Linked DNA regions of Homo sapiens: region 1 is linked to region 2. The links are chromatin loops, found by intact Hi-C in ENCODE. Cell type or tissue: endothelial cell of umbilical vein. All regions are shown on one strand.

Evidence for each region. A loop is a pair of places that touch in the nucleus more often than their neighbours do. Peaks named below come from ENCODE experiments on the same cell type or tissue, not always from the same donor. Only the 100,000 strongest peaks of a DNase experiment are listed, where the experiment ranks them.
Region 1: it touches region 2 in a loop (7-fold over the local background); 2 of 110 quality-filtered maps call a loop at or near these places.

Annotation. Positions count from the first base shown.
Region 1 is chr11:96,303,703-96,311,702 of GRCh38, reverse strand. All of the region lies in intron 1 of MAML2 (mastermind like transcriptional coactivator 2), which reads left to right. Among named protein-coding and RNA genes, the nearest start is that of MIR1260B, 34 kb to the left of the region's middle. In endothelial cell of umbilical vein, no CTCF peak of the experiment used is centred here; DNase peaks (open chromatin) are centred at 482, 2,482, 3,752 and 4,612; H3K4me3 peaks cover 629 bases; H3K27ac peaks cover 5,449 bases.
Region 2 is chr11:95,912,660-95,920,659 of GRCh38, reverse strand. All of the region lies in intron 1 of MTMR2 (myotubularin related protein 2), which reads left to right. Among named protein-coding and RNA genes, the nearest start is that of MTMR2, 7.4 kb to the left of the region's middle. In endothelial cell of umbilical vein, no CTCF peak of the experiment used is centred here; a DNase peak (open chromatin) is centred at 3,169; H3K27ac peaks cover 1,688 bases.

The DNA.
Region 1 (8,000 bases), 390 kb before region 2:
AGTTAGATTCCAAAAGCTTGTAAGTAAGCTGTGTATAACTTGGACATATGTTTTCCTATAGCACCATTTCTGCATGTAAGACTGTGTTTCGAACCTCAGCTTGGAGCTTGGACAATCAAGAAGAGGTGTCTTTGCTGGCCTCAGCTATGAGAATCCTATCTAGGTACCGCCATCTCTAGCTATCTGTAGCACCAACCCTCTGCTACTACTGCTGCCTTCTCCCGTGGGATGAATGTGGTGAATTGTGCATTCATATTTCAGGAATGATTAACATTCAAGGTTGGAGATATTCCAGAATCACAATTTGATTTTATAAGATGCTTTGCAGAAATATCTTAGATAATCTAAGGATTCCTAATGGCTTATACAAAAGAACTAAAGTGAGTGTGACTATCCAGCTTCTTCTATTTCTTCCTACTCTTTCACTTCTTTTGTTCCCTTCATGATTCTGCTGCATGCCAGGAATGGACTCACATGACTTCTCAAACTCCTAGCCAATGTAAACATAGTGAAACATAATAAAGTGGTAAAAAGCTATCTGGACCTAGATTTGAGTCTAAGCCCTGTCTTTTCTTGTGAACATTTGAACAAATTCCCTCACCTCTCTGAGTTACAATGTCCTTATGTATGAAATGGGGTGATAACTAATAAAGAGCTATTGTGAGAGTTAAATGAGATGATACATGTAAAGTACTTAGCTTGGTGCCTAGACATAGTTGGGACTCCTTAGATGTTAGCCATTGAACACATTTCTTGGGCTATTTATTGCCACTTTTCTGGTATATGGTTAACATATTCACCTACATTTGCATAAATGATATTGTAAAATATGCCTTAGAAGAGTCCCATGCATTCACATAGCAGATTATAGCTTATAAAGAAATTTCTCATTTTATTTTTACAACACTGGACGCAGAAGAGTTGACCATATTTTCCCTTTTTACACCTGGGGAGACTGAGGCTCAGAGAGGCACAGTGACTTAATTTGAATTGACTTGCGTGAAGAGTCAAACCAGCAGACTCTTTAGTCCAGTGCTTCTTATTATATATGAGAAAGCATGTTATAAATTACTGACACCACAGTATTGCCAACCTAAGGACTAGGAAGAAAGGGCTTACATGTTTCTTGCTTTAATAATATGTGAATTAGAAAAGGTATTCAAGAAGATACAGGGTTAGAATGTGTATCTTTCTTTTATGTACTGAAATGTTTCAACTCATATGCAGCAATGTGGTAACTTGAAAGATGATTCCAGAGATTTCATGCTTCTGGCAGTTTCAGGTCACATTGGGGTGAAATTTGACATACTGTAGTCATCCCCAAGGTAATAATGTTGATGAAATGGTATAAACCCTGATACATTCTTAAGCAAAATGAATCTAAAAGTTTGTTTCAAAATTTTTAACGTTTTATGTTGCTCTGACTTTCCATATACTGATTTTTACATTACTTAGTGAAAAAAAAAATAACCTTTAGCTTCTGACAACAAAAACATTTTAGCTATTTTTTTATAGTAGGCTTCTTTGCATATCAGTTCTCAGTTTATGTATAGAAGAATTTCCTTTTCACGTAATCACAGTATAAACTGATTTCTTGGCTCCAAATATGATGATAGTTTTTTAAAAGAGCAAGAAGCAAGTATGCTCCCTATATGTCATCATATACATTTTGGAAACTTCAGAGTCTTAAAAATCATTCTGACCAGGTGTGGTGGCTCACACCTGTAATCCAATCACTTCTGAAGGCCAAAGCTGGTAGACTGCTTGAGTCCAGGAGTTTAAGACCGGCCTAGTCAACATGGCAAAAACCCATCTCTACAAAAAAAAATGTATAAATTAGCTGGGCGTGGTGGCATGTTATCTGTAGTTCCAGCTACGTGGGAGGCTGAGGTGGGAGGAATACCTGAGCCTGGAGAGGTCGGGACCTCAGTAAGCCGTGACTGCACCACTGCACTCCAGCCTAGGTGGCAGAGTGAGACCCTGTCTCAGAAAAAAAAAAAAAAAAATTGTTCCTTTGGGAGGTGGAATATCACAGTAGTCAATACCTTGGGCACTAGAATCCAAGCTCTACCATTTATTAACTGAGCAAATTGAGGGAAATTATTTAATTCTAAGGCTTTAATTCCACCATCTATGAAATGGTGATGTAGCAAAACCTGCCTAACAGGGATGGTGGCAAGATTAAGGGAGAGTGAGCAGGTAGTTACTGTGCTCAGTGTTAGATACTATCTTCATCATCGTCATCCATGATGATCTTAGCAATCCTGCTACTGGGTTGAATGAAGTTCTCTGTACAGATTCCATGGCTGTAGGTAAGAATGAATTACTCATAATTGTGAGCAGAATAATGTGTGGTAAACAAATTATGCAGTTATTCGAATCCTTCTACTAAATCACAACTATAGGGTTAAACTAAAGGGCAGTTTTGAAACTGACCTCTGGGTGTGAATGCATTGTCAAGCACTTCATACTAAAACACAATGGCATTCCAAATCCCAGTATGATGCTAGACACAATGGATTACTCATTTCAGTGGGAGTACATTCTCTCCAAAAACCCAAAAACATTCACCCAGAACTTTCAAGACAAAAGACATTGCCAGCTAACACCAGCAAGGGCACTTAGTTTTCTTCCTTTCTCTATCTTTTACTTCTCTGTTTTGCTGAACTTAACTAATGAGTTATTTTCATTTTATTGTATTGTATTTTATGCCATGAATTATTTGTTTATGCTGCAGCATTTTTACATTTGGACAAGAGTACACAGAGCAGAAAGTATATAGCACATGTATGGTTCACTGTGTATAGATAAATGAAGCATTCATTCATTCAATAAATATTTGCTCAGTATCCATTGTGTGTAAGACATGAGGTTAGCTACATGGTCCCCAGCTTCAAGGTCTTTACATTCTAATAGGAAGACATATAAGAAACAAGCAAACAAACTAAAAAATATACATTATTATAGCTAGTCATTTTTTATAAAGCACAAGTTTCTTTAAATTTAAGCTGAAACATAAAGAAGTAGGAAGTAGCCATGGATGTAATTTTTGGGAAGTGTATTCTGAGATGTTAGAGCAACTCTGATGCAAAGTACCATTTGTTTATTTAGCTTAATATTTTATGTCTAAAGTAGGTTTCTTACTGATAAAAATTGCAACATAATTAGATTTTGGGTATGGGAAATGATTGGATAATAAAGAATAAAACATAATCAGGTATGCAGTAAGTGAAAAGTTGATGTCAGAATTTCCAGTAATACTGTAATTATGTAAATTGTCACTAAAATGGATTTTGAGGGTTAGTACTTAAATACACAGAGTCTTGAATGACACAGCAGTCACCCATATGTATGTTAGAGATGCTTCAGTTATATTTCAGAATTCTACTATTGTTTAGTAAATCACTGGATTTTTTTTTCCTCCTTGTGGTTTAGGATAGCATTGAAATATCTTGGTATAATTACTTCCATACTTTGTCATTAGTATTTTATATTCTTTATTACATGGACTAATGCCCCACCACCACTGCCCCCCAAATTTTAGCTATGCTGAAATGAAACTCCCTCTGAAATTTTGATTTCTGAGGTCGGGTGATCCCAAATGTAAACTATAACACTGTGTAAGGCCTGAGTCTAGAATTGTAAAGAAGCCAGAATCTTCCATGAGCATGCGCAGGGCTTTACCATAATTCCAGAGTAGAACAATCAGCATTCAAAACCACATGAAGCCAGGACTCTCTTCCACCCTCCTCTTCCTTTCCCCTATAAAATGATATCCACCCATGAGTCATAGGCCATTCATTCCCTTGGGTTCACTATTAGTTCTGTTCCTGAACTCTCATGGGCCATCAAATGAAAATAAAATTAATACACACGAAGAGATTATCATTTTAGGGGATTTGTGGGAGCCCAGACACTTTTTATGAGAAGAGACTGGCACCCCTAAGGATGTTATTTGAATCTGAAAAGAAGCGGTCATAAAGGAAGTGGTGCTGCTTTAATCTGCTGTACGGAGCTGCCACCCTGCTCTTACTGCTAGGCAGCCTTCCCATATGAGCAGAATGATCATTCCCTTGGAGAAAGCAGCTGAGGTTTGAAAGCCGTTCCAATTTTGCAGTTTCAGGAATGTGTCGGAGTTGCAGCTTTAAGATGGCATTTCCCCCTCCCCAGCTGCTGTCGAGAGTGCCTGGGCTAGATGTGAATGGGAGTTTTGTATGAAGATTGTGAGTGAGCCAGAGCCACTGGGTAATCAGGGCAGCAAGGCACATTAAGGAATATACTTTAAGGGATATATTTAAGGAATATACTTTTCATACAGCCTCTCACTCTTCCTTTACAGTAAAAGCATAAGTAAAACTTCCCTATGCTCCTGTACTTATCCTGCTTTTGGTCTGACTTTAAGCTCAGCACTGAAGGCAACTTGATCTCCGTTGCTATCTCCTTTCATAGATGATAATGAGCACAGTTCTAAGAGGCTGGCTGCAATGATATCCTTTGCTGTTAGAAAAGGAAAGCGGGAGCAGGGATTGGAGTGATTGTTTGCTGTGTTGGTGACTGTGATGTTGCCATGGGAAAGCTCAAGACTTCAGGAGAGTTTGTATTTTGTTGGGCGAGGTGCCAAACTGTTGTGACTTATTACAGCCGTGTGAGTGAGCTGTACAGAACAGTATCCTGTGTAGCAATTCAAAGGGCAGGATCACTTTAATCAGGGAAAGATAGAGTGCTGAGTATTCACATTACGCTTTATTTCAACTTGGAAATGATAAACAAACCTAACATTTTGGTAGTCTCTGGGTTTGCTCTTTTAACTTTGGAGAAAAAAAAGAATCAATTCCTCGTGCTCACTCCAACTGAAAAGCAAAACAAAAATGTTTCTGCTTTACATATAAAGACCCCTTGTAACGAATGGTGTGCTCTCAAGTAACCACTCCACCCGCAAATGCTAGTTCATCTTGACTCAGCCTCAAGGAAAGAAAAAATTCACAGGCCAAGTTGATTTGGTGTGAAAAAAATAGTGTAAGTTTGGGAAGGTTTCTTTTCAATTTAGACTGAGGACATTCCTCTGCCTCACTTACCTGGGAAAGTCAGCCTTTTTACCCCTAGTATTGGCAAAATACATGGCCCAGTCTAGATGTTCAGTCGTTGTCTAACTATGCTGAAGGCAAGGAGTTTTCTTTGAGGTTTTATGAAAAATTAATACATAGATCCACATAAAGGAAAATTCTGGAGCTTGGAGAACTGTTTTGACCTTTCAAGTCACAAAGGGAGCTAGGTTCAGTCCCCTTTTTGCAGTAGTCAACACAGCCCTAATTCTTTAGGGAGATGCCAAGCCTCCATATCATTTTGTGCTGTGTAGACATTGCCTAGAAGTTCCCTTGGAGCCAAGTCTTTTGAAGCTTTTTGATCCATTCCAGGGAACTCTTGGAAGAGGAGAGAAGAGCTTCACAATTTCCATTTTTAGCCTAAAACAGATGTCAACATGTTAACTCTTCTTCATTTGATATTGTGGGCCTGGGCTCGTGCAGTGATCAAAGGCACAACTGAAGTGCACAACTGAAGTGCTCCATATTTTCAGAATATATGTTTATTGAGAGACTTGTAGAAAACTATATATGTATATGTTATGTATATAATTATATATACATAATTTGATACTCAAGGCAGCTATGACGTCTTGCAGCATAACAAGAAGAAAGGTATGTTTCTTATTGTGAGATATTAAAGTTTCATATGATACATTTTAAATGTTCATTTTCTAGGAGCATTTCACTTTGTCTTTTAAAAACACTTTTCAGAATGTTTATACTTGTGTTTGTTGCTTTGTAGTTTTATTTGGTTGCCAGGTTAGCTATTTATTTTCACCCAGTTTAACCTCTGAGGGACATATTTTGCATAGAGACAGATGTTTTTATCTGCCTTAATTTCCAGTTACCGTACTTCTAAGTTCTAGTAACATTCAGAATAGTTCATCATAGAAGTTGTGGAAACTTTTTCTAACATAGAAAAAATTCCCTTTGTGTATTAGATGACTTGAATAGTAACTTACAGATATCTAGACATTTGGGAATCAGAGAATTGATGAGACTTTCTTTTTGCCAAAGTTTTTTCATATAGTACAGTTTCACATGTATTTTAATATAGAATACATCCTGTCTCATTATTATTATTCAAATAGACTTTATTTTTTAGAGCAGTGTATGTTCACAAGAAAATTGAGTGGAAAATACAAAGAGTTCCCAGATACTCCCAGTTCCCTATCCATGCATAGTCACCCCCATTATCACCATCCTCCACCAGAGTGGTATGTTTGTTGCAATTAGTGGACCTACATTGACACACCACTATCACCCAAGGTCTGTAGTTGACATTAGGATTCACTCTTGGTGTTGTATTCTGTGGGCTCTGATAAATATATAATAATGTACATCTTTCATTATATTATCATAGAGTATTTTACTGCTCTAAAAATCCTCTGTGCTCTGCCTGTTTATCCTTCCCTCTCCCTTAACTGCAGGCAACTACTGATCTTTTTACTGTTTCCATATTATTTTAAAATGTAATAGCTTTAATTTTAAAATATTACACTAAAATGTGAAAGTTACTGAAAAATGGATTAAAGTGTATATATTTTTTGGCCTCAGAACTCAGTTTTTGCATTGAGAAGTTGTTATAAATGGTGCATCTCTAATTCCTTTTCCTTAAGTGAGAATTTATTGACCTAATAATAATATTTCAGAATGTTATTCTCAGTCAAGAGAATTGTATCTTTATAGGACTTCGGAATTTTTCAATAGTGGTTGAGTCAGGAGCTTCTCAAATAGAAGAAACATAAACAGCATAACATAGCATAAACACATTTAGTTGTTTTTATTTTTTTCTTTAAGGTCCCTTTATCCTGAATCACAGTGGTGTAACATCATTGTGATTTGGGCTATGTTTCTGGAGCACTTTATGCAGTTAGCTGTCTCTGTATCTCCTCTGCCTGCTGCAAGAAGAGTTTATATGAATACATTCATTACTTGCAGATGTACAAAAAGTTACCGAGGAAATTAGGACTAATAGGAAGCATTCATTCTGTTTGAAGTAGATGCCATGAAATGTAATAGGATGGTCTTCTAGATAAAGAAAAACCTGGGTGCCACTCTCAGGATACAGTATTGGCTGGATCGGGGGACCATCTCTCTCCTTGGTTGAATCCACATTAACCAATGTCTCCCAACTTATGTTTTAACTGTCACTGTACTTCCAAACTGGCCTCTCATCCCATAATCTATCCTCTATCATTTGCCAGTTAAATTCCTAAAAATGCAACTCTTTTTGTCTCAAGTCTCCACTTAAAATCTTTAAATGGCACCCCAAATTCCAAGCTTCCTCATCAACCCTTTTGTGGATCTCAGTGTCAGAAGGAGTTTAGGCTCTTTCCTGGAAACATGACTATGATAGGAGTCAGCCTGACTTCTTATTCTAAGGGGTGAGAGAGTGAACCAGGCCTCAGCAGTAGAATCAGTGTCCCCTCCTCAGAATCTGTACACTGTGATAAGAGAGGCTTGAAACTGACTTGCAAGAAGTAGGGCTGAAGCAGCTTTCACAGATTTAACGGGAGACTGGAATGAGCAGATTCTGTGATGATCAAAGATCAAACGGTGCTGAATTCGAGAAGGAGGTACAGACATTAATGGATAAAGATTGAGGGCCACTCTGGATCCTGGCACCCACTTCCTTGCTCATAGTAATTGTGCACTACATATTTGGTGACAAGATTAGCTGGCCCACAGCAGCAGTTCTCAGATTATATTTTTTCTTTTTGTTTTCTCAGACATTCTGGAGAGAGGATAAGGGGGATAGGGAATGTGTCAGCTCTGGCAGCCTTGGGTGAGGCCAGGATTTATACAGAAGTACCCCAGCCTTTTGTGGGCGCCAGGTGTAGCTTGGGCAGCATGCCTGACCTGCTGCCCACTTGTGCCCCTTAAGAACTCATTTTCTTAAATCTGTTCTTGCTG
Region 2 (8,000 bases):
TAAGTATCTGTAGTCATTTCAGAGTTCTCTTGTCTCCAGTTATGCCTTCTAGGTCATCATAGATCTGATGCTTTTGCCCACAAAAGGGCAATTTCATTCTTCATATGATATCCAGGTAGTAGTTTCCTAACCAGCTATAGTTATGTCATCCTGCATCTTTAAAAAAAAAAAAAAAAAAGTAATCGTCAGCTGGGCGTGGTGGCACGCACCTGTAACCCTAACTACTTGGGAGGCTGAGGTACCAGAATTACTTGAACCTGGGAGGCCAAGGTTGCAGTGAGCCAAGAACGCACCACTGCACTCCAGAGTGGGCAATAGAGTGAGACTCCATCTCAAACAAAAACAAAAAAAACAATAGTTGTCTTTGGTGAGTCCTGCTTAATATTGCCATACTTCAGTAAACTGTTCAGCAACTCTTGTATATCTTGCTGTTGGCCATTCTTCATGTATATCTATCCCCACAGAAAGAGAGAGGGAGTTGTGGAAAACTTCACTTTAGCATCCTAATAATCTAGTTATATTCTGTAATTTTACTTTTGTTGGGTGTGCTCTGATTCTTGATATAAGTATGACTTTATAAGATATAGGTAAAATAATACTGTAGGTCAGATGTGATAATAAGAGTAGGCTTGAGTCTCAGAACTGTAATGAGTTACACAGCAGAATTTGACATTATATTGGTAATAATCTGCCATCTTAGTCTGGTTTTCCATTTTTCAGTTTATACACTATTATAAAATGCACTGCTTTAGTGGGTTTCTTTGATTAGTTTGTATTGTGCATAATCAAATGGTAAGATATCTAGTGCCGAATAGGTGCTGAGTGAACATCTAAATAAAAGAATGTTGACGGAATGTTCACCACTGGTCTTGTTTGTTGTTCCCATTCAAAGGATTAAAAAGGATTCCTTCTGTTGAATTTGGCCTGAACACTTGCAATTTCAGGTCTAAGCTGAAGTTATTTTTATGGGAGACTGGACATCTTGAGCTGATTTTACTGTTCTGTGCCCAGTCCTACACACAATGAGGTTATTATGTCCTCTTCAACTACCTATTTATCCATCTGCTACTCTTGATTACTTTTGCCCCTTTTGCTCTAACTTGTGTTGTTAGTCGTTTTAATTAATGTGTGTTCTTGTCATCCTTCATATAACCTCAGGCTTTAGTTATTCTGGGTACCATACTTGTTTATCCCAGATTATTTGGTTTTATCAATTTGTAGTATATAATTTCATTAGCATTGATGAGCATCTTATATTTACATTTAACTTCCATTAAAAAAATCAAAGGGGGGGTACACATACTCAAAGTAGTTCTCAACTAATTGCATTTATAAATTGCATGCCTGCCTTAAAATTATCATCATTTGAAAACAGGAATTCCTAGATTTCTGTTTCCATGGATTTTGATTATACTTATAGCCTGAAGAAGTAGAGGAGTTTCCTAGATTTCTAAAACACATTTTGTTGCAAGGTCTCATCTTTAGTTTTAGCCTCAAGGTCACTTAAGAGTGACGTGTTGGAGGCCAGGTGCAGTAGCTAACGCCTGTAATCCTAGCAGTTTAGGAGGCTGAACAGTTTGGGATTGCTTGAGTCCAGAAATTCCAGACCAGCCAGGGTCACATGGCAGAACACTGTCTCTGCAAAAAATAAAAAGTTAGCTGGGCATGGTAGTGCATGCCTGTAGTCCCAGATACTTGGGAGGCTGGTGTGAGAGGATCACCTGAGCCTGGGAACGTTGAGGCTGCAGTGGGTTGTGATAGTGCCACTGTATTCTGGCCTGGGCAAGACAGTGAGACCCCGTCTCAAGAAAAAAAAGTGATATGTTGGTAGGAAATATGCTTTTATGTTGTTTTTCTAGTAGTGGTGATGGATTTGTGTACAATCACACATTTTTACCCATTCCCTTTGTCACTCTTGGCATGTCTGCTGAGACAGCTGGCAAGATTAGAGGTAGAAATTATAGCTGTAAAACAGAGTAAAGCTACCAGATTGAACCTACAACCTTGGCATTATTAGTAGTACCTTGTATCAAACATTGAACATATTAGACTAAAAATTACTTATTTGGATTTCATTACTTAAAAACCCTCAAAGATCTAAGTTCTCTTAGATAAGAAACAATATTGGTCTGACATAGTAATTATGTAGCTTTTCAGAAAGCACATATTTGAAGAATGCAAGTTGATAGTGAACCTGAGACTGGGTCCCGTATATATCTGTATTTTTCCTTTTTATGCTATTATCAATAATTTCCTATTAGTGTAGACCAGTAGTTCTCAAAGTTTGGTCTCCAGGCCAGTAGCATCAGTATCTCTTTGGGATTTGTTAAAAATGCAAATTCTTGGGCCCTACCTTGGACCTAACTGAATTAACATTTTAGGGGTGGAGCCCAGCTGTTGGTGTTTTAGCAAGCTTTCCAGGTGATCCCGATGGATGCTGAAGTTTGAGAACCACTGCCTTGGATCTTTTGCTAATTGGTGCCTTTTGTAATGCAATCAACATTAGTTAAAACTAAGTTAAGGTCTATGTTAGAAGTACTGTAAAACTATTACTTGAGAGCATTTTTGTAAAAATGTTGACTAAAGTAGTAAAAGGTAAAAGTCATCTCTTGTCGATTTATTAGATTTGATTTCTAGGAAATTTCCTAAGGCATTTTTCTTTGAGTAACATAAAACAAGAATATGCGTTTTAGGCTTTTTCTTAAAAATAGATTCTTAGTGAGAAAGATTAGTGGAAACAAGCATTTTTAAAAAAAGTACAGTTGACCCTCGAACCACATGGGTGTGAACTGTTCAGATCCACTTTTATGTGGATTTTCTTCTGCTTCTGCCACCCCTGACACAGCAAGACCAACCCCTCCTTTTCCTCCTCAGCATGTGCAACATGATGAGGGTAACAAACTTTATGATGACCCACTTCCACTTAATGGGTAGTAAATGTATTTTCTTTTCTTTGTGATTGTCTTAATAACATTTTTTTTCATTGTTAGAGTTCAGTATATTGGCGTGCAGCCTGAAATATGTTTTGATGGGCTGTTTATGTTATCCGTAAAGCTTCCAGTCAACAGTAGTCTATTAATAGTTAAGTCTGGGGAGTAGTTTGGGGAGTCAAAATTATATGCGGATTTTCAGCTGCGTTGAAGGTCAGCACCCCAACTCCTGTGTTGTTCAAGGGTCAACTGTATTATGAACAAGTAATTCCAGGAGGCCATCACCTGAACCTGTAAAGTTTGGATTATGCCCAGGGGAAGGAGATAACCTGGATACAGATGACCAGAAAGCAGTAAGTTTATTTTGGAAAGCTGCCAAGTTAATGCTATTGTATTCAAAATCATCAGAGCCAAAGATTGCGTGCGATTCAGGATTTGAGTAATGGAAATTCTCCAGATTTTAGTGTGGAATATTTTTCCTTTGTAAGGAAGATGGTTTTGAATATGTAAAGTACTTGCTATCTTTGTGTCTACTGTTTGATTTAGTTAAATCGGTAGATAATAATTAAACACTATTAGAGGTGATAGTCAAGGATAGGGAGTGATTTTAAAAACCTGCTTTCCACAGGAAGTCAAATTAAAAATGGAACTGTATAAAAAGATAAAGTTGGTACTAGATTATTAAAATAAAAAGGACTAGGGAAGATGCCTTCTTGAAAATAATAACTTCAGTTCCCTTTCCTGTAGCTTTATTATGCAAAGCTAATTGTGCCTGTCCCTCCTAATATGTTTCTATATAGGTACCAATGTTGTCATTAATACAAACTGTTAATAAGCAAGCTTCATAATTCTTCCCTTCCCCAAGTACATAGGACCTATGGCCATAATCACTGGTGAATATTTATTCTTTCAAAGACTCTTACTTTGTGTGAATAACTCTTGGGCTCTTTAAATATTTTTAGTCTAGAGTAAATAAGAGCAAATGCTGTGTATTAAATATATTAAAAATTACCTGTAAAATATATTTTAATTAAAAATTTAAACACTGTTATTTGGAAAATTCTTTTTTTTTTTTAAGTTCTACTTTAGGTTTAGCAGCACATAACAAAATACAAACTGACAGTGGCTTAATATAGGAGATGCTAAATTTTTTTCCACATGAAAGCCTGGAGATAGTCAATACAGATCTAATATGGTGGATCTGAAGTATCAAGGACCCAGATTGTCTTACATTCCAGGGTTACCTCATGAACCAAAATTATTGTTGGAACTCCAGCTATTATATCTTCAGGAGGAAGGGAAGAAGAGGAGCATACTCTCTCTCTTTGAAGGATACTTTTTTGGCAGTCACATGTCATTTTTTTTAACTTACATCCAGTTGGCTAAAACATGGATGGTCCCATGGCCATACGTAGGTAAACAAGAGGCTGGGATAGGCAGTCTCATCTGTGAGGCCTTTGTGCTGAGCTAAATTTGGAGGTTCTGTCACTGAGGAATAGGAGAGAATGGGTATTGGAGTCATAGCAGCTTTTCCCCTTGGGTACAGATGAATCATTTAAAAGAAAGACATTTTCCACCTAAAGTCTGCAATATTTCACTTATGCCAGAGACACCCTTAGAGCTGCAAATGCGATGACCAAAATAGAAAACACACTGAAAGAGAGGAGGTAATACATTGCTGCAGACCAAAAAAGAGAATTGTATCTTGGAGCACTCTGAACTCTTGAGTTTAGCTTTCTATTTTTTTGTGTCTTGTCTTGGGTCAGATTTTTATAATCCTAATCTGGAACCATAAAATGAAAGTGGTACATTTAATATTGACAAGATCATTAAGTGATGGGGAAACAGAAATCAAAGGAAGAATGGATTGCCGTGCTATATTGTATTTCACTTGAAGAGCTCAAGGAATTGCACGGTAAAGTAGTAGTGGTAATGAAGTTGATGGCCTACTCTGCTTACTTCCAATTTGACATCCATTTCCAAGCCATGTATCCATGTATTTTATCCTCTTCTAGAATGTTGCATCGGGTTCTACTTAGGTATTTTCTCTCATTTCAGTTGTAAGGATGTGGTTTCCATAAGGGAAATAAATAAAGCTGACCATTTTAATTTATGAATGCTTTTGCCAATATTCAGTTTGTTTTTATATCTTTGACCTAAACATTTTATTAAAAATGCGGAGACATCTGTGTCTTATATATTCTTTTGTCACCTAACTTAAATATTAATATTTTAAGCATATAATTTCAAACATAAGGAGTTTATAATTTGGATGTGAATAGAAGAGCATATGTATATAAGTCTCCTTTGGATTGATAAAACATTTATTCATCAGGCTCTGAGGATTTAATAGACATTAAGTCAGAAACATATCCATTTCTCTTCTCGGCAGAATTGCTTTTACTGATAGCAGCAAATGAGCAGTTGCTGAGGTAGGGAGGAGGCCTTGTCTGGAGGTTATGCATTAGCAAAAGGGAAAATAACTGGCTGATGATGGGCTGGTGATTACAAGCCTTAATATTCTTGAGCGAGCCAAGAAGCCCAGCAAAGTTCAAAAATAAAATTTTGTTCTCTGTTCTCTGTTACCAATATTAGATAACAACATTCTTTTATCATAACCAAAGGCATTGCCTCAAAATAGCAACACTGAAAACAAGCCTTGCTTTCCTAGTGGTAGACAGTTATAGTAATAATAATGTTAATATTAAACACAACAATAATATAAATAGCACAACATTTATTGCATGCTTACTATGCTGGGCATGGTGCTACATTTCTTCTATGCATTTTCTCATATAATCCTCATAACTGTATAAAGTAGAGAGTGTTAATGTTTCCATTTTACAGAGAAGAAAACGGAAGATTAGAGAGGGTACCTTGACATGTGAATTCAAGTCCATTTGACTTCAGGGTCTGTGTGCTCTAAAGAACACACATGCCTGAAGATCTAGTGCCCCAGGTGCAGACCAAAGCTTTGTAGTTAGAGGGCAGTCCCAGGGCAGGTTGATTGGGTGGTAGTGATAAGGACATGAGTTTCCTTGACCTGCTATTTTGCTGGAGAAGGATAAAGATACAGTATACATTCACCAAGTGAGAGTTTGTATTTGGAGAGAATTTTACCTTTGAATTTTGTTTGCCTTCTGACAGAAAATAGGATGTTTTTTTTTCTTTGCCTGAGATTAAGAGGATAGTATCATTTCATTCATTACCTGATGATTAAGAGGGTAGTATCGGTAGTATCATTTCATTCAAAAGAACAGTTTTACATTTTGAAGATCATGTAAAGTATGAAGCAAGTAATTGCCAAAGCCTCCTCCCCACCACTCCCTGCCCTGCAGGCTTTGCACAATGATTTAGAATATTTTAGGGTTCCTTAAATTTCTGAATTCCCCTAAGTTCCTTTGTGTTTATTTACAGTTAATGTGTTAAGAGCCATTGACATTTGAAGATCATCAGAAGTGAAGATAAAACATCTCAAAAATTATAATGTAAGTGAATGGGAAAATGCAGATATAAAAATGGACAAAAGTTAATATTGCCAACAGTATTTCTGGATTATATATTATCCCAAATGAAATTTGCACTTATGAGTAACAAGTAGTTTCAAACTTCAGTTCCATTTCCAAGTCCCTGTCCTTAAAATTCTGTGTTCTCTTCTACTTGGGGAAAGCAGTCACTAAGTTTTAGTCATCCAGTTATTTTCCATTAGAATTCTTTTGGCATCCATGTTCTGTTTTCTTCCTTTTCCTCCTTAGCAATTTGCAGTTTGACTTGAGAAGAGGATGACAAGAATTCATGTTATATGCAAAATGTTATAGATACTAAGGTCTTTGCTTTCCAGCTATTGATGTGTGTTGTGTATGTTATTCAAGTGTAATTTTACTACTGTTTTGTATGTTTCTTAGCCAAAAATATGACCAGTTAGTTAGCCGCCTTCCTTCCCCCTCTTTCTCTATTCTTTCTTTTTTTCCCCTCCTCTTTCCCTTCCTTTCTTTCTGCAAATAATTGTTTAACATCTACTGTGCCTTACACACTGTGCTAGATTCTGAATTCCTAAAAGCTTGGTGCTGAAATGAATTATATCATCTTTTCACACTCTTAGAGGGATTAGAGATCAACCAATTAGTGTTTTTCAACTGTGGCTGAGGACCACCTATGTATTTCAGTCAACTGTGAACTTGGTGAACATTTAACTTCCTAGGTTTCAGCGTGGACATTCTGAATCATTGAGGTGACGTTAGGAATCGGCATTTAACAGTTGAAGAACCACCCATCCAAATGCTGTTGGATGCTAGTCTAGTTCCAAAAGTTTTCAGATGTGGAAATAGATCTAGAGAACTCTAATAATTTACCCCAAAGCACAATAAATGTTAGAGGGCCAGGAAAGGTTGTGGTTTTCCTCTGAGGTCATAGAGCTATTTAGTGTCAGAGATGATCTCCTAATTCCCAGTTCTAGACTTTACCATGTAGCATCATGATTTTTTTGCAGGGCCATATAACTTCACTGTATTTCCTGTCTATAGAACCCTCTGCTTATAGGATGTATAAGATTATAACCAATCCATCACTGTTCCTGAAAAAAATAAGAGGACATATGGGTTATGTAAATGAAAAACATACTGTTTCTTCATTTTTAGTCAGATATGTGACTCATTCTGGTTTTGAAATCATTGGATAGACTTGGTGAAGGAAAGAAAAAACTTTTTTTTGTATCCATGATATTATTTCTACCTGGATTTAAGTTTCATGCTTACGAAAATGAGGATCTGATTTCATTTTTTGAGTGAAATAGTAGGTACAAATTTTATAGTGTTTTGCAAATAGTAGGTGCTTGATAAGCTATACTATGAACAGTTTACTGTTAAAACTTTTCTTCATTTGTATTCTGTGAAGTACGCTAGTTAGGAGTGATTTTATTTGCTTCATACAGAATCTGATGCTTTATATACCAAGCCAGAAACTTTAAATAATTGAAATAATTTTATTGTATTTATAATACTATATTTTATAGTTGATATTCACAAGATCTCTGAGGGACTGAAATTTATAAAGTATTTTTGAACTATAAGA